Regions from separate parts of the Homo sapiens genome. Here region 2 is linked to region 1. A link is an interaction called in ENCODE POLR2A ChIA-PET data of the cell type or tissue named here. Cell type or tissue: Caco-2. All regions are shown on one strand. Each heading gives the region's core, and the rest is flanking DNA. Links, peaks and the distances in the headings are about the cores only.

The links. Peaks named below come from ENCODE experiments on the same cell type or tissue, not always from the same donor. Only the 100,000 strongest peaks of a DNase experiment are listed, where the experiment ranks them.
Region 2: POLR2A ChIA-PET joins it to region 1 with 5 read pairs; 2 of 35 experiments call an interaction of 5 or more read pairs at or near these places.

Annotation. Positions count from the first base shown.
Region 1 is chr10:67,276,775-67,293,698 of GRCh38, forward strand. The region is part of intron 5 of CTNNA3 (catenin alpha 3); the gene reads right to left. Among named protein-coding and RNA genes, the nearest start is that of MIR7151, 120 kb to the right of the region's middle. RefSeq lists an enhancer at 1,096-1,265 and a cis regulatory region at 1,181. In Caco-2, for the core only: no CTCF peak of the experiment used is centred there; a DNase peak (open chromatin) is centred at 6,277.
Region 2 is chr10:67,768,343-67,776,342 of GRCh38, forward strand. No RefSeq gene overlaps it. Among named protein-coding and RNA genes, the nearest start is that of TRS-TGA1-1, 7.8 kb to the left of the region's middle. RefSeq lists enhancers at 2,561-2,750, 2,931-3,090. In Caco-2, for the core only: no CTCF peak of the experiment used is centred there; no DNase peak of the experiment used is centred there.

The DNA.
Region 1 (16,924 bases), core at 2,824-10,823:
TTAGGGACACAAAGGTTCATTACATTATTTTTTCTACTTTTGATAATGTTACAAATATTCTATAATAAAGGTTTAAGAAGCCTATATATACATTGTGGTTCTAATTATAAATCTATATATACACATATATATATTATAATATAACTAGTGTTTTATAACATATGTTCATCTTGAAGAAGACATCACCAAAATGTTAAGGCTGGCCCAAAGTGGTTGATCATTCCTTATTCATTAATACTTTTCTAATCAAACTTCTAAGTTTATAGGCATCCCAGGTCTTCCAAGATACTACTTTAAAATGTTACCTTTTTTCTAATTCATGCTTTCAAGTGGCAATTCATATAATTAAGAAGAATATGCTGATCATCACTCTACTTTATTGTTTCAAATTATCTTGAACTCTTAAACTCATAATCCTACATAAGATGACTATTTCTACCATGGCAATCCCTGTGGTTATTTGTTCAATGCCCACTGCCTTCTGATGCAACTGGCTCCCAGTACACCAGAAAGGTCCTTTATTGGCTGAGCACATTGATGGGTGGTTGTATGCAGTTTGAATAAAGATAGGAGATTATTAGGTAAAATAGAGGGAAAAGAAACCTAAAGTTGGATAATGATAACCTAGAGGAAAGGTAGTCAGAAGCTGGGGAAGGTGAATGCTTCTTAGTCCTGAGAAGACTAAAGTGTAAAGAATCTCCTTGGCAGCATGGTAGTGTCAGAGGCCTTTGAACCAGAGCAACTTCATCTTAAATAGGGGCTGGGTAAAATAAGGCTGAGACCTACTAGGCTGCATTCCCAGGAGATTAGGCATTCCTAGTCACAGGATGAGATGGGAAGTCGGCACAAGATACAGGTCACAAAGACTTTGCTGATAAAACAGATTGGGGTAAAGAAGCCGGCCAAAACCTACCAAAATGAAGATGGCATCAAAAGTGACCTCTGGTTGTCCTCACTTTTCATTAAAGGCTAATTATAATGCATTAGCATGCTAAAAGACACTCCCACCAGTGTCATGACAGTTTACAAATGCCATAGTAATGTCAGGAAGTTACACTGTCTGGTTTAAAAAGAGAAGGAACCCTCAGTTCTGGGAATTGCCCACCCCTTTCCCAGAAAACTTATGAATAATCCACCCCTTGTTTGGCATATAATCAAGAAATAACTATAAGTATTATCAATAGAGCAGTCCAAGATGCTGCCCTGCCTATGGACTGCCATTCTTTTATTCCTTTGCTTTCCCAGTAAACTTGCTTTCACTGTACTTTATGGACTCGCCCTGAATTCTTTCTTGCACAAGGTCCAAGAATCCTCTCTTGGGGTCTGGATTGGGACCCCTTTCCAGGAACAGGAGAACAAAGATGATTTCTGGAGAACGTACAGGTATAACAAAGATTTTTACAGTAATTTGTTATGGAATGTGCAAGGTAAAAGCTTTCCTTTGATGATGAAAAGAGTCAAACTCTGTAAAATATTTTAAGAGATTTATTCTGAACCAAATATGAGTGACCATGGCCTGTGACACAGCCCTTGGGAGGTCCAGAGAACATGTGCCCAAGGTGGTCAGGGTACAGCTTGGTTTTATATATTTTGGGGAGGCATGAGGCATCAATCAAATACATTTAAGAAACACATTGGTTTGGTTCAGAAAGGCGGGACAACTCAAAGCAGGGGCTTCCAGGCCATAGGTGAATTTAAACATTTTCTGGTTGAAAATTAGTTGAGTTTATCTGAAGACTGGGGATCAGTGGAAGGGAAATGTTCAGGTTAAGATAAAGGATTGTGGAGACCAAGTTTTATTGTGCAGAGGACTCTCTCAGATAGCAGACTTCAGAGAGAGAGCAGATTGTACAATGTTTCTTATCAGACCTAAAAACTTACCTGCCTTTCAGTTGACTGCCTCCTGGATCTAGAAAGAAAGGAAGGAAAACGAAGGGGGAAGGAGATTCTCTGTAGAATGTGGATTTTTCCCACAAGAGTCTTTGCAGGTCAATTTCAAGGTATGGCAAGGAAATATATTTTGGGGTAAAACATTTTGATTTTTTCCCTTCTTATCCTATAGTCAGATTGGAAAGTAAGCCACGATACACAGGGTTAAATAAAACCCATCTGATGAGAATTTATGGTTTGTAGGGCATGATTCCCCAGACCCCTTAGAAAGGAATTTGGGCAAGATAAAATCAGATCTCAGTCCTCACCTCCAAAATAACATTCAGCACAATCACCATTACTTACTGATGCTTTAGGCGTGGGTAAATTTTTTCTGGAGAATGCAAAGGTGGTGTTGAGTCCTGAGTTGTTTACCTATGGAGCAGTAATCAGAAAAACTGACATATGGGATCCATACTAAATAAGTGACATTTACTGCACCCCAAATACATCGAGTCAGTCATAAAACCTAGAGTCTAAGCAACACCAAGCCCTCAAAAGACTAAGGACACATAACAATTAACCCATCATTAGTCTATTAGTATACATACATTAACAATAACATTTTGAACCTGGAGAGAGCCATAAAATCATTCATTTGTAAACCAAAGTGTATCTGAGACAGGTCTCAATCAATTTGGAAGTTTATTTTGCCAGGGTTAAGGACATACCCTTATTAAGAAATAAACATAAAATCACCGAAACAGTCTGTGGTCTGTCTTTCTCCGAAGATGAACTTGAGGGCTTCAATATGTAAAGGGGGAAAGCGGGCTGGAGGGGAAGGAGGGAGAGTATGGAAATACACACACTGCAAGAGGAAAGGGGCAGATAGGGTAATAGTCAATTAGGTATTTGTCTTGTGCTTGGTAAATTGGCACTTTACATAAGTTAAGGTGAACACTATGTAGCTACGGGGAGATATTTAACCTTTTATCTGTAGCTATCTGCTTAGGAACAAAAGGAAAGGCGGCTGACTCAGCCTTCAGCTTAACTTTTTCCTTTTGGCATGGTGAATTGGGGTCCCGAGTTTCTACTTTCCTTTCACAAAATCTAACCTCCTAAAGCCACCCAGCTAGTTCCAGTCACAGCCAGATATAAAATCAAGGCTTTTGACTCAGTGCTCTTTCAACTACTCCAAACTGATAAGGTTTACTAGGGGAGGTGGAAGAGAAAAAACTGAGAAAATGAAAGAAACGGACAGAGAAAATTTCATTCATTGATAAAAACAGATGACATCTATCATTACTTCATAAAAGATACCAAAAATCATATCTATTACACAATTATAGAAAAATATATTAAATAATAGGCCTTACCATAGAAATTGTAGGAGTCCAGAGAACAATACCCCAAAGTATGGTGCTTTGGCATGCTGAGTTCTTTTAAATTAAAGGATATCAAAAGGCCTCATAAGCAGCCCCAGAACCAAGGACTTTTTGATCTCCTGTTTCTCACTCCAAGCACAGAGTGGAACCCTCTCTCTCAAATTCCTTTATCTGAGCTTTCCAAAAGGCACAGAATTGTCTTTTGTCCCCCGCCCTGAAATTTAATTATCTATGGCAGGAAAGAAGACTAAGGAATGTAACCAAAACTGGATGGACTTTGTCAGAAAATAGTGTCTGTCTCTAAAGCTCATTCAAATGCCAAAGAGAACCATTTACAAGCTAATTTCTGTCTCCTGGTGATGCAGGATTTTTTTCCTCCTTAGTTCGGGTAAAATCCAGGTTCTTGTCTCACAACCAGGAAAAATTAGGCACACAGATCCATTGAAAGGTAAGGAGAGCAGAGTTCATTGGGCAAAAAGAAAACTCTCAGCAAACAGGTGAGGGAGTCCTGCCAACCGGCTCCCACTTCACAGACTGAATACCAGGTCACCACACACAAGCTGAAGACGCCCGACTCCTGCCCCTGCATAAGGTGTCAATTCCTGGTGACTCCACCCCATTCTCCCAGTGTGCACATAGGCCCCCAGTGCATTGCAGGCATGCCCAGGCAAGAAGACCCTGTGCAGGTTCCCTTATCTGCCTCCTGCATTTATCACTGGGACCATTTAATTTCCCTAAAAATCATTTACAATCCCTCAAAATTGCCTATATTTCCTCCATTTCCCTCCCCCAATGAAGAGGGTATATAAGCTTCAACTGTCTGTCTGTTTCTTTGAGTCTTATATCTGTGGGACTCTCATACCCATGTATGTGCACAATAATAAACTTTTGTGTCTTTTTCTCCTGTTAATCTGTCTGTCTATTGTCAGTTTATTTTGGCAAAATGTGTCAATCATCAAAACATCAGAGGGAAAGTAGGCTTCCCCACAAAACACAGCAATTCTACACATTTTTACGTTTGACATTTTCATCATTATCCTCCCTCCACCATTCTGTCTTTATTTTTTCTCCTATTACTGATTTTAGGTCATGATCTTTACACTTTTGAAAAAAAAAATGAGAGGACAGTCAAATATTTTTCACCTCAAAAATGATTTAATCAAATAGCAAGATTTAACTAAATAAGACCAATAGTAGCAATAAAGACCTGTTTAGCATTTTCAAAGTTATTTTCTAACAAAAATGTTCACTTAAACATACTCTGGTCAATAGTTTATTTATTGCCTGATCTATGTAATCCACTACATTTCATCACTTTGATTCAGTTGCAAGTCCTTTTGTTTTCCTTCTGCAGCACCTTCACTAAATATAAAATATATCAGCACGCTGAGTGCTCTTTATTTACACTTCTGAGTGACTAGAGAAATTTATTTGATTGCAAAGCTTAAAAGGAGCCCAATAAGTCAGGAAAAAAATGCACAGCACTGCTTCTCTACTCAGACTAATTTTTTTCTAATATATATGATGGTTTATAATTTGCAGATATCTTTAAATATTTATAATTCAGCAGGGACTCCTTATTAGTTAAGTTTATTTGGAATAAAAATTAATTTTCCAAGATACTTCAATTTCATAGATTGTTACTGTCCTTTATGTCATATAGCATGAAAAAATGTCTAATGGGACAATCACTTGTATTATATTATTAATCATGAATAATTGATATGTAATCAATTCACTTTAGTTCTGAATATAAATATCCCACCAGCCAAATGAATCAAATTCAATTTATCTTACTTTTTAGAGGACATTTTCAATGTAACAAGAATGATAATGATTTCTAAGGAAAAGATCCTTGGATTATGCTTCCATAAGATGCATTCATTCATTCACTGATTCTTCAAATAAATATTGACTACTCTCTACATAGAAAACCTCATGATAGGTCCATATGACAACGCAGAGAGAGTTGCCAATCATTGTGGCCAATAGAAAACTGTGAAGTTTCATTTTAATGATAATACCAGTATGTCCTATTACACAAATAATGATTTCACATTATCATTTAAAGTAAATTAAACAGAAAATAAGACTATCATAATAAATATTATTTTTTAACTTATACTTTCTATTAGAAGTAATTCTACCCTATTCCTTACGCAACTTGGTCCAAAATTTATTTTAAAATTTTATAACTCTATATTGAATCCCTACTATATGTCAGACACTGCTAGTCTTGAACATACAAAAATGTTCCTAAGCCTAGCTGTGGAGAGAGATTCAAAGGCACTAATATAAACAATATAACATCATGATGAATGTTTTCCTGTAGGTATACTCCCATGGGAACACAAATTTGAGTAGGATGCAGAGAATGCAATTCATAGGAAAAGGCTTCTCAAGGGAAGTAATATTTATCCAAGCATAAATAAGAAAAGGAAAAGGAGAAGGAAGCGGATCTTCATATCTAAAAACAATTGCTTAACCCATGGTAACCTAAGTCTACTTTTATGTTTTCTTTTCTCACATTTTATGTTTTGCTCTTACATTATTTGATACAAATTACATCTTTAAACATTATAAAGCAATAAACGCAGTTTTACAATTTATGAAATTGTCTCAGGGGTATGGAGCTTTTGAGGCAGCTCCAAATCCATTCTTCTTTTTTCAGTGGCTGCTCAGCTGTGGGTTTCACAGCTACCATGGTTGTGTGACTACTGACTTTCAAGATTGGGGCTCAGAAAACAATGCCTCAAAATGAAGGCCTTAGCAGTAGCTCAAAAGCAAACATTTTTATTTGACCTTCTCCTGCATGCCTGTCTCTCAGTCCCATTCTCCCGCAAGGCTAGCCATGAAAACTAGAATCTCTCTTCCCCAAGGTGGGTCATAGAAAGCAGGACCCCTTTTCCCAAAAGCCAGCCTTAGAAACCTAAAAATAGTCTATGTAAAAACAGGCCATAAAGAAATTATCTAATCTATTTTGTTTGACATTCCAGAGGGGGCCCCATCCCACACCCAGAAGGAAGGACTGCTGCACAGAGAGGACAAGAAGAATCTAGACAGACAGGACTTGCTGGGTTTCCCCACTCAGTTTTTTAACACTAGATCATATTGTTATAGAAGGTAGTTAGTGAGACACAAGCATGGTAGGAGAGGGTCCACTGCTTCTTCACCAGGAATGTCAGGCAACCATCAGGTGATGGTAAGGTGGTTGTTATACAGTCTTGCTAAAATAATAATTGGTCGCAGCCAGTGCCAGGAAAAGGCAGTCTCCCAATAGACAGATAACATCTGAAACTGGTAATCAGCAGCTTCCCAATAAGATCTCAGGAGTTGGGTGAGTGGGCTCAAGCACGCACCCTAAGAGGCAAAATGGCAGATGACCTTCCTCTAGGAACACTCAGTTGGTAAGGAAAAAACATCTCAAGTGACTATGTGTACAACTTCAGTAAACACACTGTGCATTCAACCCCTCCAAAGTCCTAGTAGGTCACTGTGCATCTGGATGGCCCACCGCAAGGAAGAATCAGGATATAAGAGATGCAGAGATGCAGACCCCAGAAGCATGCTAATGAAATGTATAAAATCCTAAGTCAAAGGTCAAATCACATACTTGATCTCTCAAGTCACCCACTTGGCCCTCTTCTAAATGTACTTTACTTCCTGTCATTCCTGCTCTAAAACTTTTTAATAAACTTTCACTCCTCCTCCAAAACTTGTCTGGGTCTCTCACTCTGCCTTATGCCCCTCGGTCAAATTCTTTCTTCAGAGGAGGCAAGAATTGAAGGTTGCTGCGGACCTGTTTGGACTCGCCACCACTAACAATATCCTTTTGAACAATCATATTTCTACAGGTATGTCCATACTTCATTGAATCTCAGCCTAAAAATGGATAATGTATCTTTGTCTTCATTCTGAAGGCCACTGTGTATACACATTGAATAAATGTGTATGCCTTTTCTCCTATTAATCAATCTGCCTCACGTTAGTGATTTTTCAGCAAACCTTCAGAGGGCTGGGGTGGGGAAAGTGGGGAAGCTCTCCCTTTGCCCCCAAACAAGGCTACTGTGATCCTAGAGAGAGGGAGATGGAAATAGGGTAAATTAAAACACCACAAAAATCATTGTTCTTGTATCAATTCTGCCATTTTTCTTGTTGCAAGCCTTAATTTCCAGAGTTCTGAAAAAGTTATTTTGACCATTTTTGCCAGTGTTCTCATTGCTTTTAAGGAGTGAATTTTCAGATGTCCCCACTCTGCCATTTCAAAAGTACTCCCCTGGGGCTATGCTTTTGAATTACATTTAGGAGTGAATTGATTTAACGGAGAACAAAGAAGCATCTTTAAAGTAATTGACTTTTCAATGAAGACAAAAGAATTCATGCAACCAAATTAGTATTATTTTGTTCAAAAGCAACATCTTAGAAAGAAGTAACACTAATTCCATGGTAGTTCACATACTTAAATATATTTTGAATATTTTTATCTGTACTTACAGCGAGTAAGTAAAAAAAAATTAATGTTTTAATAATGGCAAATGTACCCTTTGGGAGAAATTTAATTGAACAAAGTCTAATTAAAAAGGTATTTGATCAGGCTGAATGTATCATCATTTTTTTATCTAAGCCAATTGATGGCTATAAAGTAATCAGGGTAATATTTGCACTTGGATCATAACCTAACTACAAAACCCTCATTCCAAAAGAGTAACTTTCCTTAAAATGTTATAACCAATGGAGAAAACATTGGAATAAGCTTATAGCATTCCCAGTGGACATATTTGGCTTAACAAGTTCTATAGTGAGTGTTAAAAATATTGAAAAAAGAAAAATAGCTCAGAGAAGTCTAAGCTATGTGAGGAATACAAAATTTATCAAGCCTGGAGAGACATAAGACTTCAGTCATCCCCTCACCCCCTGGGGGTGGCACCTATGCCCAGGGGTAATTGTTTAAAAGCGTTTTTGCTCCTGACTAGCTGCCTCACCCATTATCTTCATGTTCCTGGAATTTGTGACTTCTTCAAGACTTACTCCAAATAGATATTTACTCATTTCTCTGAGCTATCATGTATATAGAAAGTACACGTTATTAAACTTCTGTTTGCTGTTCTCATGTTAATGTCTTTTAGACATTAGAAGTTTTAGAAGACACTGTTCTCATGTTAATGTCTTTTAAACATTAGAAATTAGACATTTAGAAGTCCCAACTAATAACTAATGAAAGGTAGAGGAGAAAATTGTTTTTCCTCCTTTACAGCATTGCAGAGCTAGCTATGGGCCCCTAGAAATCATCCGTAAACTTCACATATTTAAAATAAGGAAATAGACGGCTAGAGAACTGCCCAAAGTCACTTAGCTAGCAGAGATTTTACAAAACATCAATGGGCATCTAAGAAGTGCCTACAATACATCAGGCACTGGGCTAGACACTACCCTTCACAAAATAAAACTATAAGTTGGGCCAATGACATTCAGTCTACTGCTCTTTGCACAACTTCACACTGCATAAATGAATAAATTCTCAAATAGCCATCAAAAATGAAATATCCAGAGGAGGCAGTCTAAAGAATTACAATGAATTTTTAAAGTAACACTTGTTTTGTAAACAGGAAAGTACATAGAAAGGAAAAGAGAAAATCCATTCTATATAAAATAGAAAAATATGTTTGTACTGACTCAATTATTTAAAATTAATATTGTGTGGCCTAGGAATATGTTTTTATATAATTAATGTTTGTTTTTTACAAAGGTTCCTACAGGCAGGAAATGTGTTTGATTTTTGTGTATACTTCAGATTTCATCACAACAGCAATATAATGCAGGACTCAATGCAAAGTAAGAAAAAACACCAGGCAATCAGTTTTGGTTGCTTTTTCACTAACAAAGCTTGTTAAGAAAAGAAGAGCATTTTTATTTTTTATAAATAGAGGATTTTAGTGCCTATTTTGGAATAGCAGGTAGTATTCCAGCTGTTTGGGGCTGCTTTGGGCTCTAGGCATTTTAAAATTAATGGGCTGGGCCAAACAAAGAGTGTATTTTCATTCCACATCAAATGTGTATGCTGGTTTCTAGAAATACAATATGTTTGTGCAAGTGTGGCAACATTTATCCTTCCAGGTAGTAAATGAAGACATCTGCCTTCTCCTAGAGACTTAGCTCTCCAAGTCAATTTAAAGAAACCAGCAAATAACCCTTAGTGACTCTTACCCTCACACAGAACAAGCTGATTTCTCATGACAGCTATATTCAATCTATGACTAAATAATGCCATTTTAAATGACCATGTGTGGGAAGTAAAACTATAAAGTGAACATGTGCTTTAGAGCCTGGAGCTCTTAGTTCAAATCCCAGTTCTGTCATTTACTAGTTGTAGGACATTTTTAAAATCTGTTAATTTCTCTGGATGGTCAGTTTCCTCCTATGTAAAATGGAGACAATATTACCTACCTCACAGGGTTAATGTGAAGATTACATTATATAGCTCATGTAAAGCACTTAGCTAAATAGCTGGCACAGAGTTGACACTTGATGAATGGTGCCTTTTATCTGCCCCCTCTGCAATTACTTACTTAAAGTTATCTATTATTTAAGCATCTTTCCATTCTTACCAAACTTAAAATTGGTACCCAAAAAAATCACCTAATTTTTCTCCTGTTGTACTAAGTAGCAAAAGAAAAACATTCAAGAAATGGGAAGGCCTTCATGATACAAGTTTTCATGTCTGTAAAATTAACTCTGCATTAACTCCTGACTTAAAATTCTACAACACAGAACTACAAAATTTTAAAAGAACAGAATATTAATCTAGAGTTGATATAAAAATACTAGCTGTCTCAACTTAAGGCATTTCACAAGCCTGAGAATTATTTCTGCTTTGACTTTGCAGCTCTACTGAAAGAAACCCTTACCCTAGCTGCAAACCTGGACAGATTCTTGAACACAATTTCTTGGCGCTTCCTCTGAAATCCCCCTAGAAGCAAGAGCTTCTGCTGAGCGACTCCATGGTGACTGGAACATGAAAAAACATGCTGGGCCCGAGCGCGGTGGCTCGTGCTTATAATCCCAGCACTTTGGGAGGCGGAGGCAGGTGGATCATGAGGTCAGGAGTTCGAGACCAGCCTGGACAATAAGGCAAAACCCCATCTCTACTAAAAATACAAAAATTAGCCGGGCATGGTGGTACACGCCTGTAGTCCCAGCTACTTGGGAAGCTGAGGCAGAAGAATCACTTGAACCCAGGAGACGGAGGTTGCAGTGAGCCCAGATCCCACCACTGCACTCCAGCCTGGGCAACAGAGTGAGACTCCATCTTGTAAAAAAAAAGAAAAGAAAAAACATTCTTACAGATTGTCTTTGTGATAGCCAAACCCATTCCAGACTAGTCAATGGTTTTGCCATCACTTTCGTGCAAATATTTTCTAAATATCTTTGCATATAGTATGATGTATTATAAAGACAATCCTCTGGAACTATTGTGTATGTTCACCATAAAAGGTACTCCTTATGCACATATTTCTCACACTGACTGCATACAAATGACTTGAATTTATAGAAGGATTTTTCTTCTTGTAGCCATTCATACCCAGCTCACAGCCCAAGCCAATGTGCGTCCTCCAAATGCAATCAGATGATGTGACCAGCCTTGAAACGCTCATCAGACATGTTTTCTAACATATATTCTTGGTCCAGTCTAAACTTGGATATTTGGAAACAGACTACTTAGAACACCAGCATTTGATATTGTGTTCAAAGATTGCAGAAAAACATGTAGTTATAATCACTCTAGTACTCTCCCTGATTATATAATTAGGGGTGTAGTTTTAGTCTTAAAAGAGTACCAAATAGACTTTGAGTCAGTAAAAAGAACAACTTTTACTGAGAGTAGAAGAGCATCTTTGCCATCAAATATGAGCTTTTGCAGTCAATTTAGCCCCTTCTCTAATTGACACTGTTCATAAAAGACATTTAAAACCATTTCATGTATTGTTAATATGCACAGTTTCAACACCATTACATAACCCATCAATGTGAAGATCAGAGGTTTATAATCACTGAAATTGATTAGTCCAATCCTCAAAACAAATAGCTTACTATTCTGTAAAATTTTTTCCCTGGTGCAAGTGGAAGTAGTATTGTAAAATGTCTTTGAAATCCAACAGGAATACAGATTTCTCCTGTAGGACACAGTTTTGCAAAAATTGCTTTAATCATTAAGTAAAGTTAAGCTTGATGAAAAATCTTTCTACTACACGTCTTTGAGTCCCAACAACAGAAGCACAGATGATGGCTGTGTGAACTTCTATCAGTTTGCTTCAAAATTAAAGAAAATCTTCTTAGCATACAAATCCCAACAAGTAGCCTAGCACCACTTTTCATTTATTACCAATGCAACCAATTTAAACAGAACTTATTCAGTTTATAAGATGGATATCTTGTCAACTGCTAATCATAATATAAACAATGAATTTGTACTGCATATTATCTGTGCATTTTTTCTCTTCAAATAAGATTGCAACCTTAACAGAAAATGTGGAACAAACCAGCTTCCGCAACATAGTTCTTTCTTTAACAATAACAACAATAAAACTATGCTAAAACTACACTGAAGCTACACTACAATAAACTGCAAAAAATCAAAAGATCCAAGCACTAACACTGAGTCACATTGTACTCTGGCACCTGTAATAAGATTACCTCCTTGTGACCTGCTCAAATTCTGGACCCAAAGAAAGTTTTCAGAAAGTTTTTCCAAAATCCTCTGTCTGTCACCCATAAAGCTTCATTCAGGTACTAAATGATAGGTAAGTTTAGTAGTGTAGTCCTAGCTACATGAAAGGCCAGGGCAGGAGGATTGCATGAACCCAGGAGTTCAAGGTTATAGTGAGCTATGATTGCACCACTGCACTCCATCCTGGCAAGAGAGCGAGATCCTGTCTCTAAATAAATAAATAACAGATAAATGATTTACAAATTTTTTATCAAGCACTCTTTAGAAAAACTTCAGCATTCACACATAATATATGTATTTATACATTATATACAAGTTCTAATCTCAGCCTTTATGTTAAATAATTACTAAACTTTGTTTTTTACTTAGATAAAAAGTAATTATCCGTAGAATTTCTAATATTTTTCAGATGTTCCACTGGATCATTGTGCATGCCTTCTGGGTATTCAACTTTGGAGAGTACTGTACTATATGAGTCAGGATTATTAGACAGAAAACCAATTAAAAACCTTAGATGTAAAAAGAGAAGAGAGAGGAGAGAAAGAAAGCACCAGTTGCAAATAGCCTAAGTTTTAAAGTACATCAAACATCGTTATATGCCAGAGCTTCACATAAATTATCTTAGTAAATCCTCAAAAAAGGCATTAAAAGAGGTATCATTTTTGCTCTTGTACAGATGAGGAAACTAGGATCAGGGTAATTACATCCAAGGTCTAAGTGTCAAAACAAATGATTGTCAGAGGACAGGAAGAAAATAAAAGGGAAGCCGTTAATCAAACATTTGGCCCTCTCATATCCCAAAATTCTAAAGATCTCTTACCACAAAGAAGGCAAATCTAGGAATAATCATCTAAAACATGTTCAGTACATGTATTTCAAGGCTCTAGAGACAAAGGGCAAAACATACTAAATTATTATTAGTGCTTGAGAAACTAATCAATTATCTTTTGATTGCCTGTCATTTCTTAAGCAGGTAACATGGATCCAACAAAGGAAGGATGGATGAATGGATGGATGGATGGATGGACGGATGGATGGATGGTTGATGGATGGATTTATTTATTTATTTATTTTAAAGACAGTGTCTCAATCTGTCTCCCATGATGGAGTGGAGTGGCTCACTGAAGCCTCAAACTCCTGGGTTCAAGGGATCTTCCCACCTCAGCCTCCCAACTACCTAGGACTGCAGGCATATACCACATGCCAGGCTAATTTAAAAAAAAAAAAACATTTGTAGAGACAGGGTCTCACTGTGTTGCCCAAACTGGCCTCAAATTCCTGGCCTCAAGTAATCCTCCTGCCTTGGCCTCCCAAAGTACTGGGATTACAGATGTGAGCTACCATGCCTCACCAAAGTCTTTAGAATCTCTATTAGCAGTCTTTAGAACTGTGGTATCCTTCATACAATGTATAAATGCTAGCAGCTCCAGTGATTCCCTGCTTACAGTGTTAAGGGATGGAGTAATACCTGCTTTTTTTATTTTATTTTGGTTTATTGGAGACCTGCACAACTTGTGTGGCATGTAGCACCACAAATCCTAGTCTGTTATGTAAAGAGAATTTAAACAAATTAATCACAAACATTCATGAGCACATATGCTTATTTGCATGACTGTCTTGTATTATAGCCTAAAAGTTATTCATGTCTTAAAGGTGTAGAAATACTGTGTCTTTCATCAACATAGCCTGAGACAATTGAGAATTTAATAAGATATGCAAAACCATAAAAATCATGGCTAATATTTATGCAACTTTTCTATGTGCCAGGATGTGTTCTAAGCATTTTATGTGTATTATCACTTTGAATCTTCACAAACACCTCATAAAGTAGATGCTATATGTGTCCCCATTTCCAACCAGGAAAACTGAGGCAACAAGAGGTAAGAAATGTGACCAAGGTTACATCACTAGCAGGATAACCAGATCTTTGACTCAAAGATGTCTGACTCCAGAGCTTCCTCCAAGAACTATGACAGACATACAGTAAGAGAGTTCAAAATACAGCAAATTGTTAACAAATATGTAGAGCAAATGGCTAACAATATCAATTAAGCACTCTGATATATCTCCAAGACTAGTTCTGCAACCCCTCGCAGCTATACATCCTAAAATATTCTGCCTCTTACATGTCTCAGAAATTAAAAGAAGATTCTGCTAATCCATGTTCAGTCTGTCACACATAATTGATGTGTGGGTGATGTTGAGTTTGCTTATTTGTTCACCCTTTCTTATGTAATATAATAGGTGATGTTACAGATGATAGAAAAACATAAGGTTGAAAGGATGGACTCCGGAGTCAGATGCACAAGGATTCACATTGCTCTCTGGCTGTTTTTGGCTATATAATAAATTGATCCCTCCAAGTCTCAGTCTCCCCTTCTATAAATGGAGATATTGACACCTGCCTCATTAAATAGCTGTAAGGAGAAAATGAAATAACATATGTAAAAGAAAATAATACATGTACAATGCTTGGGACGTGGTGAGCTCCCAAACTATGCTAGCTATGGTAAATAAAAATAACCCCACTAATAGTGACACAGCTGGTGTTAACAGTGTGATCTATGGTACATGGACACAGAAGAGATAGTTAACCTATTGAGTGGCTAAAATTGTGAGCTTGGTGTGAAAGATGAATGATCTATCCTGGTCCACTGATTTTCTATAGGTCTCCACAGCACTTGCTCACCCACCTCTTTACAAAGCATTTCTCCTCTCTCTAGCATTTCTCATTGTTATCTCTAACAAGTGATTTATTTTAAGTTCATCTTTTCTCATTTCCTGTGACCTGTTCAGAAGCTCATGTACATCTACCATTGTGAGCACCCAAATAGTTTGTTATCTCCTCACACAATACTTCATAGTCAGCTGATTCACTGGGGTTCGTTTTACTATGTAACCATCTACCATAAATACCTAGATTGTTTAAAAGGCCACACCGCCACTCACACACAAAAAGAAAGCTTTGCATATTACTGTAACCTCTTCACATGATTTACTAGTGTTAACACAGCTTTCTATGAAAAATGAAAGATAAAAGTTGTAGAGACCAAGGGAAAACTCCTTCAGCCTCTAAAGGTTCATGGAAAAATCAACTCACAAAAGGCAAATTAATTACAGAAACGGCATACAAATGTATTTAATGTGTACATGAGAGCCTTCAGAATGAAAACCCAAAGATGCAGGGGAAATTGTCCATTTATATGCTTCAGTTCAACAAAGTATGAACAGCCATACTCAAATAAGATTGGACAAAAAGTTTACTACCTAATGCTAATAGGTTGAGTGGGGAAGGTCTGTCTAGACTCTTCTTGGCCTCTCTGAGCATGCCTTTCTTCCTTCCGGGTATGGGGCAGGACTCTCTCTTGAATGGCGGGTGGGGGTCTTAAGACCTACAGTAAAACAATGTCAGTTAGATAATTTCTTTATGGCCAGTTTTTACACAGCAGGGCAGAGAGAAAGTTTGAGTAATATTTTTAGGTGTTATGGGGGGCTTTAGGGAAAAGAAGTTCTAGTTTCTACGACATGCCCTGGGGAAGAGGGATTCTCATTTCTATGGCTGGATGTAGGTGAATGGGGCTGAGAGACAGGAGGGCAGGAGAAAGTCAAAGAAGCTTTCACTTCTGAGACCTTCATTTTGAGGTATTTTTTTTTCCGAGTCCCAACAAAGTAAAGTGGGAATCCAGACAATTCTCCACAATTTCATGTAAAACAATAAGCGCAATGATTGTAATATACTGATCTACTTCTCAAATTTAAATGTCAAATGATACCACATCATTTTACTTTTTCAGATTCCATAATTAGTCCCCCTCCCATTTTTATATCTATAAACTCCTACTTGGCTATTTTCTTTGAACTGCTACAATGAAACCATACTCTAAGGGATAGAACAATTTTATCAACGTTTGTAATAATGAAAACTTTGAAAGCTTTAGTTTTACTTAATAATCAGTTAATAAAAAGCCATAAAGCTGTTAATACATTTTAGATTCAAGTAAAAATAGTAATGACTTTCAAAGAGCAACATTTCTGATTGGCAATATTAAATAGGAACAAATCATTGTGGTTTGAGATGTGTTTAATGCAGAAAGTCCTGTGTGCTCACCATGTATCACAATTAATGTTTTCTGGTAACTCTAATGGGCTCACAGGGATTTGGAAGTTTGGTAACTATCAGCACTTGAAACTTTTTCCTCTTTGTCCAATACTAGATAAATAAACCATTCTAGTTTAGGATATTGAATCATATAAATTCCTAAAGAGAATTAGTAGATTAAGAAGAGTCAATAAAGCAGAACCATCAGAAGTTCTCTAAATGGAAAGAAGTTATAAATACTACCTATTTCCTTGTTAATATCAGGTTACATAAAAAAATTATTCCTGAAAATAAAGTTGCTAAGCTTGATCAAGTAGACTTTCTTTTTTATAAGTAGATTAGACTTTTCAACCTAATGTTTTGAGGAAAACATCTCCAAAGGTCCTCTTAGAAGGTAGTTGGAAGGAGCCCTAGTAAAAGAAAAATCTATAAAGCTTACAGATAAAAATCAGCTTAAATTGTGTCCATCCATGAATGTCAATTTCTATTACAGGGCAGAATTTAATTAATTTTGTTTCATTTAATAAATATTCTCCTATGGTATACAATTCCTTACTAGACACTATATCAGATTTCTAAGTAGTTCAAAGTATTAAGGATTACTTATGACTGGAACATGTTATCAATGTACATATTAAATTTTCTCCTCCTTCTAAATTACACATTTTATTTTTTTTATTATACTTTAAGTTTTAGGGTACACGTGCACAACGTGCAGGTTAGCTACATATGTATACATGTGCCATGTTGGTGTGCTGCACCCATTAACTCGTCATTTAACATTAGGTATATCTCCTAATGCTATCCCTCCCCCTCCCCCCACCCCACAACAGGCCCCAGTGTGTG
Region 2 (8,000 bases), core at 1-8,000, 490 kb after region 1:
TCTGGTCACCCAGACTGGAGTGCAGTGGCAATCACAGCTCACTGCAGCCTCAGCCTCGGACTTAATTGGTCCTCCCACCTCATCCTCCTGAGTAGTTTGGACTGCAGGTGCACACCACCATGCCTAGCTAAATTTTTTTTATTATTTTTTTGTAGAGACAGGGTCTCACTATGTTGCCCAGGCTGGTCTCAAATTCCTGGCTCAAGGGATCCTCCCATCTCAGCCTCCCAAAGTGCTGGGATTACAGTCCTGAGCTACAGTGCTTAGCCTCCAGAAACCCCTTTAATTCTCCCATTTCCTATTATAGCAAGGCTCACATTGCACTATTTCTGCCTGTTTGTCTTTCTTACCACTAAATGGTAAACTCCCTGAGGATGTGTAAAGGGATCATATCTCTCATTTTTGTGCCCCTACATACCACAGAAAAGGGACTCAAATTTTTGATGAAGAAATGAATGAATATTCATTTCTTCATCAAAGAAGAAATGCTGAAGTATGGACGTCAGCACATGTCCAAACTTCACCCCTAGAATGCCCAAAAAAAGTGGGAGAGAAAGGAGGGGCTTAACATGCTGTTCTCCTTTTGAAGGTCACTAATCTTTGCCTTAGTATAATTTATTGTAATATTGAGTATCCCCCACCTAGAATAGTTTTAATATAAAAGAGGGCAGAGGACAACAGCCTATGTACCCTTCCTTCCCTTTCCATATTTTTCCTTACCTTTTCTTCCCATTCTTTGTCTTCTAGCACTGAAAGGGCAGACAGAACCAGGAGGCAAGTACATACAGACCTCTGCCTCCATGGGTCACCCCCACCTTTGTCTCCTTGAGAATGTTCACTTTCCAACTGGCCTCCATGCAACTCGAGGTTTAGCTCTCTCCATGATGAGCAAAGAAAAATCCATGGAAGGGGTGGGGGTGGATGTGGAAGAGGTTCTGCAGTGCACTCCTCTTCTCAGAGGAAACCATTTCAACTCCTCTTTCCACATTTCTCTTCTCCAGAGTTCTCTTATCCACTACCAACCCTCCTGTGCATCCCCTCGAGCCAGCTTTTTCTGACCCAACCTCACATGATGCACTGTCTTGAGGATTTTCTCTCAAGACCCCAGCTTTTTCATTCTTTTATGTTACACAGCAATTCAGCCTTGTCCCTGTGCCTCAACATGCCTGGCAATCAGACCCCTCTTCGAAGGCAGAGGAAGTTATAATATCAAGGTCCCCTTCTCCCAAATGTTTTTCTACCTACTTCCTTTAGTAGAAATTAGGTCCTGCAACTTTCTGATCAGTGTTCAAAGGTTTTAAACATAAATAGACTGAAGTGAATTTTTTGCAAATTGTAATCAGTTAATCTGTAGAAATGCTAAATTTACAATTATCCTTCCCTTCTAAATCCAGGTCCCAAATCCATTCCAGTTTGTGGCATTTCCAGCCATGGAGCAGGATACACCCACTTGGAATGATCCTGATATTTCCCTATTCCTTAACCCATTTCCTATTCAACCCAAGTGCCATTGAGTTTGCCCCTAAATATGCTGAGAATCAACTTTGTTCCATATTTACTACCACCACCCAGTCCAAATCAACACTACCTCTCATCTCAACTACTTCTCGGCCTCTTAATTATCTCCTCCAATCCACTCTTCCTCCCCTCCAATCTGTTCTCCATAAAATAAATTTTTCTTTTAAAATGCACATTTGGTCTTATAACCTTCCTCCTGAGAACTCTTCTGGGGATTTCCATGTGCTTTTACAATAAAGACTAGAATCACTAGCATGACCCCATAGCTCTCCATGATCCTGCATGGCATAATTACCGGGCCTCTCCCTGTCATTCTCTAGCCAAATGTACTTTCTTTTCTTTTAGTTCCTTGAAAAGACCAAACTCTTTCCCACCTTAGGAATTCTGTACATGTTCCAATGTCTCCCTCCCCATCAAACTGATCAGTCCTCCTTCTTATGTAATTTCATACCATTTTACTCTTTTTCTTCACAACACATCATGCTTTGTGATATTTTAGTGTGAAATATTTGCTTAATGTCTCTGTGTGTGTGTACACGTGTGTGTAAAACCACAAAATCCCCTTATCTGCTATTTAATGGGCCTTCAATAAGTAATATTGTTGAGTGAATTTTGTGATTGTGAGGATCAGAAAGCAAGAGGTCTCAGAACACCTGAAGGGGTGGGAAGCAGAGGGTAAACTGTTTTCCTGCAGCTTTGGGGATGAATCAAAACTGTGCCTGAAGAGATTTGTGCCCTGAGTGCATAGATCTGCAGGAATATTGCAGCTCAACCATTTGATATATTGCACCACTGTTTAGCATGATTTATGAAGCTGTTGTTCTGTTTTAACTCAACATGTTCATTGTAAAGGAGTTTCATCCTCAGAGGTTTCATTAATGGAGGCATTGTTGTGTAGTGAGGCAGTAGAAAAAGGAAGTGAGAGATAGGGCTGGCCTACAACCTGTGTAAAGCTTGCATTTCAAGTCCCCTCTGGAGGGAATGCCCATTTCTGGAGTCTTGTTTCCCAATATGCCCATGTCCCCAAAAACATCTGGTCTCAGGCTCTTTCTACATACTAGAGTGCAAACAACTAGTAATAATACCTAAGTCTTAGCTCCTGCAGGGGTGAGAGAGACAGAGGCTCTGACACTGGAATTTTCAGGTAAAACAGATATCCTGTTCTATCTGAAGCACTGATGAAGAAAACATAGAGCTTTCAGCTCTTGTTCCAATGACTAGTTTCTTTCCCAATCTGCATGAAGTTGGTCAGTCAAGCTCACCCAGGCTCATAGACTAGAAGCCCCAGGAAATGAATTATTTCTGTTTCCTTCCCACCATCTCACACACATGCTCTTAAAATATCCATTCCCTTCCCTTGCCTCGGATCCTGGGTCCTGAGACAGGCTCTCACAGCCCAGAGAGTGGTTGTGATGGACTTAGTCTTACCTCAGCTGCTTTGTCTGGTGCTGGGCTGCCAAGGGAGGCATGCATGAGCAAGGCCAGTTCTCCATTCATATCTCAGACTATTTAGAAGAATCCAGTGACAGAGGACGTGGCCTGTGGGCTTTATGCTTGTGATGCTTTCTGCTGCTTGAGGTCGGGGTGGAGAAGAGGCTAGAGCTGACAAGCTTCTCACTCAGGGGCTGAGGTGGGGCACAGCTCCTGTCTGCTGGACTCATAAATCTCCTGGTCCCCACCCCAGGGATCTCAGAGCCCCCTTTGTTCTTTTAATTTTTATTCTAATAAAACCTCCTACATAACATAGGTCTACAAAGACTCTTGGGGAATATATTTCCCTCCCAAACATATTCATTTGAGACACAATTATCAAAACATTTGTTCAGGCCAGGCGCAGTGGGTTCCACCTGTAATCCCAGCAGTTTGGGAGGCCAAGGCAGGCAGATCACTTGAGGTCAGGAGTTTGAGACCAGCCTGGCCAACACGGTGAAACCCCGTCTCTACTAAAAACACAAAAACTATCTGGACATGGTGTCGCATGCCTATAATCCCAGCTACTCGGAAGCTGAAGCCAGAGAATCTCTTAAACCTGGGCAGTGGAGGTTGTAGTGAGCCAAGATTGTGCCACTGCACTCCAGCCTGGGCAACAGAGCAAGACTCAGTCTCAAAAAAAAAAAATTGTTCAGCACACGAACTTTAGACACATTTTATCTGACACCACAAGTCATTCCAAGAGATGAATATACACAGTATCCCTCTGAAAGCTACTTGTCTTCCAGATGTAAAGACATCTGTCTCCATCATTGGAGACAGAATGCTAGTGTTTTGAAATAACCTGTGCTTAGGATGTTGGAGCACAGAAATGCTGCACTTAATTTTGGTACCCACCTCTAGTGCAGGGATTAGTTAGCAACTTTTTCTACAGGTCAGCCAGTAAATATTTTAGGTGTTGCAGGCCATATGGTTTCTGTTGCAACTACTCAACTCTGCCTGTGTATCACAAAAGCAGCCATAGATAATCTGTAAACAAATGAGTGTGACTGTGTTCCAATAAAACTTTATTTACAAAAACAGTGGGCTGGATTTGGCCTGTGGCTATAGTTTATTTCTGCTCTAGAGGACTCTCCTCACTATAATAAAAAAAGTTCTTCCCAGGTTATCACTGTGAAGATATCATTAAGTGGGACACTGTCAAGAGGCTGGTTGACGTTTCACTAGTTCTTCCTGGTTTATACACATCCAAGAAATCTCATTATTTCCATTAACACAAAGATACCAAGAAAGGACATGAATGTTTTTTAAGATCATTTTATCTCAGTACATCAGAATGGCCCAAATCCTTCCAGAATCCTCTCATGTACACTGGGATTGTCTGCTCCACTTGACAGCAGATGGGGTGCAGGTCCTGGAAATGCTTACCTAGTTTCTCCTTTCTCTGTAGTTAGTACTGTATCTGCTGTTGTAAACAAAGCTTTTCAGCCCTTGAGCATGTTAAGATGTAACCTGAAACCAGGTTTGCAAGTTTATTTGTGAAGTAATTTGAAGGAATAGGAAGAATTTGAAGGAATAGGAAAAACAGAGACTTTGAAGTCAGAGCAACCAAGCATCAAATATAGGCTCCTTCCCTTTCTTGCTATGTAACTTTGGGCAGTTTGCATAACCTCTCTGAGCCTTAATTTCCTTATCCACTAAGTGGTAATAATAATTACTTCTACCTCATGGCATTGTCAGCAGTCACTGCCATTTTCTAAGTTCTAACCACAGGTCAGGCACTGTGATGAGTGTTCATTCATTTAACATCCAAAACAGACCACAGCTAGTTTATAGATGAGGAAGTGAAGATGAGATCACATGCTGGTATTCTCTTCCCCTTTTCACCAGAATGGGTCCCTCATAGAGGTATCTGCAACCAACTCAAGGGAGCCACTGGACAGGGATAAAAAAAGGCCATTTGACTCATGTTATTGAAGGAGTGGAATGTTCTTTGCTCTTTTGTCTCTCTGAGCTGGATAAAGGGAGGAACAAGTTCCCTGGGAGTTGATGTACAAAGCTGCCCAGAGTTGACTCTAGCTGAGGATGTGTTTGGGACTGCATGAGGCCATCTCTGAGAGGCTAACAGCAGCTGCTCTGACATTCTCTCTGATCTAGGCCTTTTTTTTTTTTTTTTTTTTGGTGCCTATTATAGCTCATGATTGGTTTTACAATATAATTCCCCAGCCTGTGTAACATTCATCATTCCAGATTCAGCTCTGAACACTTTTTAAAAAATATATATCAACTGCATGATATGTGTCAATGACCCCTGAATATGAGATATTCTATCCTTGAAAGGAAAGACTTGGAGGAGCCTTCTCTCCTGGCATCCCTGGACTGCGTAAGGCTGTTTAGTCACCATCACCATTGCCTCTTTTTTTTTTTTTTTTTGTGAGAAGGAGTTTTGCACTTGGTGCCCAGGCTGGAGTGCGGTGGCGCAAACTCTGCCTCCCAGGTTCGAGCAATTCTTCTGCCTCAGCCTCCCAAGTAGCTGGGATTACAGGCATGCACCACCACGCCCGGCTAATTTTGTATTTTTAGTAGAGACAGGTTTTCACCATGTTGGCCAGGCTGGTCTCGAACTCCTGAACTCAGGTGATCTGCCTGTCTCGTTCTCCAAAAGTGCTGGGATTATAGGCGTGAGCCACCATGCCCAACCACCATGGCCTCTTTCTAGACACCGTTCTGACCACCACTCTCTCCTGCCCGCAGACGTCCAGTAGGTGGCTGGCAGAGTAAAGGCCAAGCTTCCCAGTTTCATTCACAAGGCCCTTCATAATTTGGCCCTAACATCTTTTCAACTTTGTCTCATACTACTGCCCAGCATGACTCCATAAGACAAGTTAGGCTGCCTTACACACTCCCACAGAACAGAATAGCAATTTCTGGTCCTTTCACATATTGACATCCTTGGCTAGAAACTTCTCCAGTCCTTAATGGTTTCCTGGAACATACACACTCCTCAACATGCACACACACACACACACACACACTCCACACACATGCACACACATAGATTTAAGAACATACACACAAATAAATTTAAATATATATAAGCAATAACTAATTTATGTTTGGTCTCATTTTCAACAAATACTCCAAGGCCGGCCATGGTAGCTCATGCCTGTAATCCTAGCACTTTGGGAGGCTGAAGCAGGCGGGTGGCTTGAGGTCAGGAGTTCGAGACCAGTCTGGCCAACATGATGAAACCCCATCTCTACTAAAAACACAAAAATTAGCCGGGCGTGGTGGCGGGCACCTGTAGTCCCAGCTACTTGGGAGGCTGAGGCAGGAGAATCACTTGAACCACGGGGGGCAGCGGTTGCAGTGAGCCAAGATCACGCCACTGTTCTCCAGCCTGGGCGATGGAGCGAGGCCGTGTCTCAAAAAAATTAAAAAAGAAAAAGAAATACTCCAGAAAAGCTAGGTATACTAGAAAAACAGTCAAGAATTAAAACACCAAGAATCTTATTTCATGGCAAGACAAAGCAGTGATTTTTGTTATTAAATAATATTAATTTGCTTATTGAATAGGTAATATATTCTCATGGTTCAAAAATCACAGTGGCTCCCTCTCACCCCTGTCCTCCTTCCACCGAGGTCCCCTTCCCAAAGGCCATCAGTTATCAGTTTCTCACTTTTTATTTCAATGTATTCTTTATGCACATACAAGAACATACATATTGTACACAAATGTTAGCATATTATTCAAAATGTTCTGAACCCTGGTTTTGTTATTTAAAGGTATACACTATCTTTCTGTATGAAGAGTTGGCTCATTAAAAGTGGCCTCTGCTAACTCATATGCCAGCTGCAGGTAGAGCTCACTGCCTCAGAATAAATAGATCATTATTTATTTAACCAAATCCCTATTGAAGACCATTAAAGTTGTTTCTAATCTTTTGATTTCCCAAAAACAAATGCTTACTAAAAAAAAAAAAAAAAAACTCTTGTATATGTGAGATTTTCTAAAGCAGGAATCTTAACCCAAGTCATCCAGAATTAGAAGGGGTCAGCCCTTTGTTCAGGTATCAGGAATTGGGCACAAGAAATCACTACAGTCCAGCAGTCCTAGAAAAACAGCCTACGCAAATACCCTAGAAAAAGGAAGCACACTCACTCCCACCTCAGTCTATTCCATTTCCTGGGAAAAGAAAGAGCCGGAAGGAAAAGTATTCCTTTACCTTATGACTTCTCAAATGAGTCAATTCTTAGAAACTGTTCCTTTCTTTACTATTTCTGTCTCCTCTCCCTTCTCCTTAGCTCCATAAGCTCCCCAGAAAGACTGGACTTCCTGGAATTTTTTACCAACAATTCAAGATGCTCCAGTCATAATTTCTGTGACCATAGCCTCTGCTAACTCAAATACCTTCTGGGTGTAACACTCACTGCCTCTGGCTCAGAAGAGGGACAGATAATGACTGGAGTTACAGAGAAAGTAGGTCTGGAGCCTTCCCTGCAGAGTAGCAAGGGTCATTTATAAAGCAAGAGAGGGGTGGGAGATCCATGAGACCCACTCTCAGTTCCTGCTTCTGCTTGCAGAACCTTTCAGGGGTGAGATGTATAACTATGAATTTTTTTCAATACCTACATGTATATCATGACACAATCCCAACTCCTTTGCAAGACCGACTTGAAGGTACATTCATTCTGGAAACCAATTTATTTCTAAAATGCAGTCAAAAAGGCTCAGAGATGCTGTTATCTACTGCTTCTCCTATTCCTGCTTTTGCCACAAAAATTAGCCAATATATCGTTCAAATCTACTTGTGACTATTTGATTTTGGTTTACATTCATCCAGGCTTGAAAAATGACCAGGGCTGAGGCATATTGATGCCTCCTGAGCCACTTATTTCTAGCACATATTAATACATCGGCAATACCTTCAAGTAGTATGTCTTTCTGAATTATTCTTTGGGTTTTTTTTTCTCCCACTGCTTTTAAAGCTTCTTTTTAAAAAATAACACTCAAACCATTTTTCTCAAGATTGTCTCTATAAAACATCCAA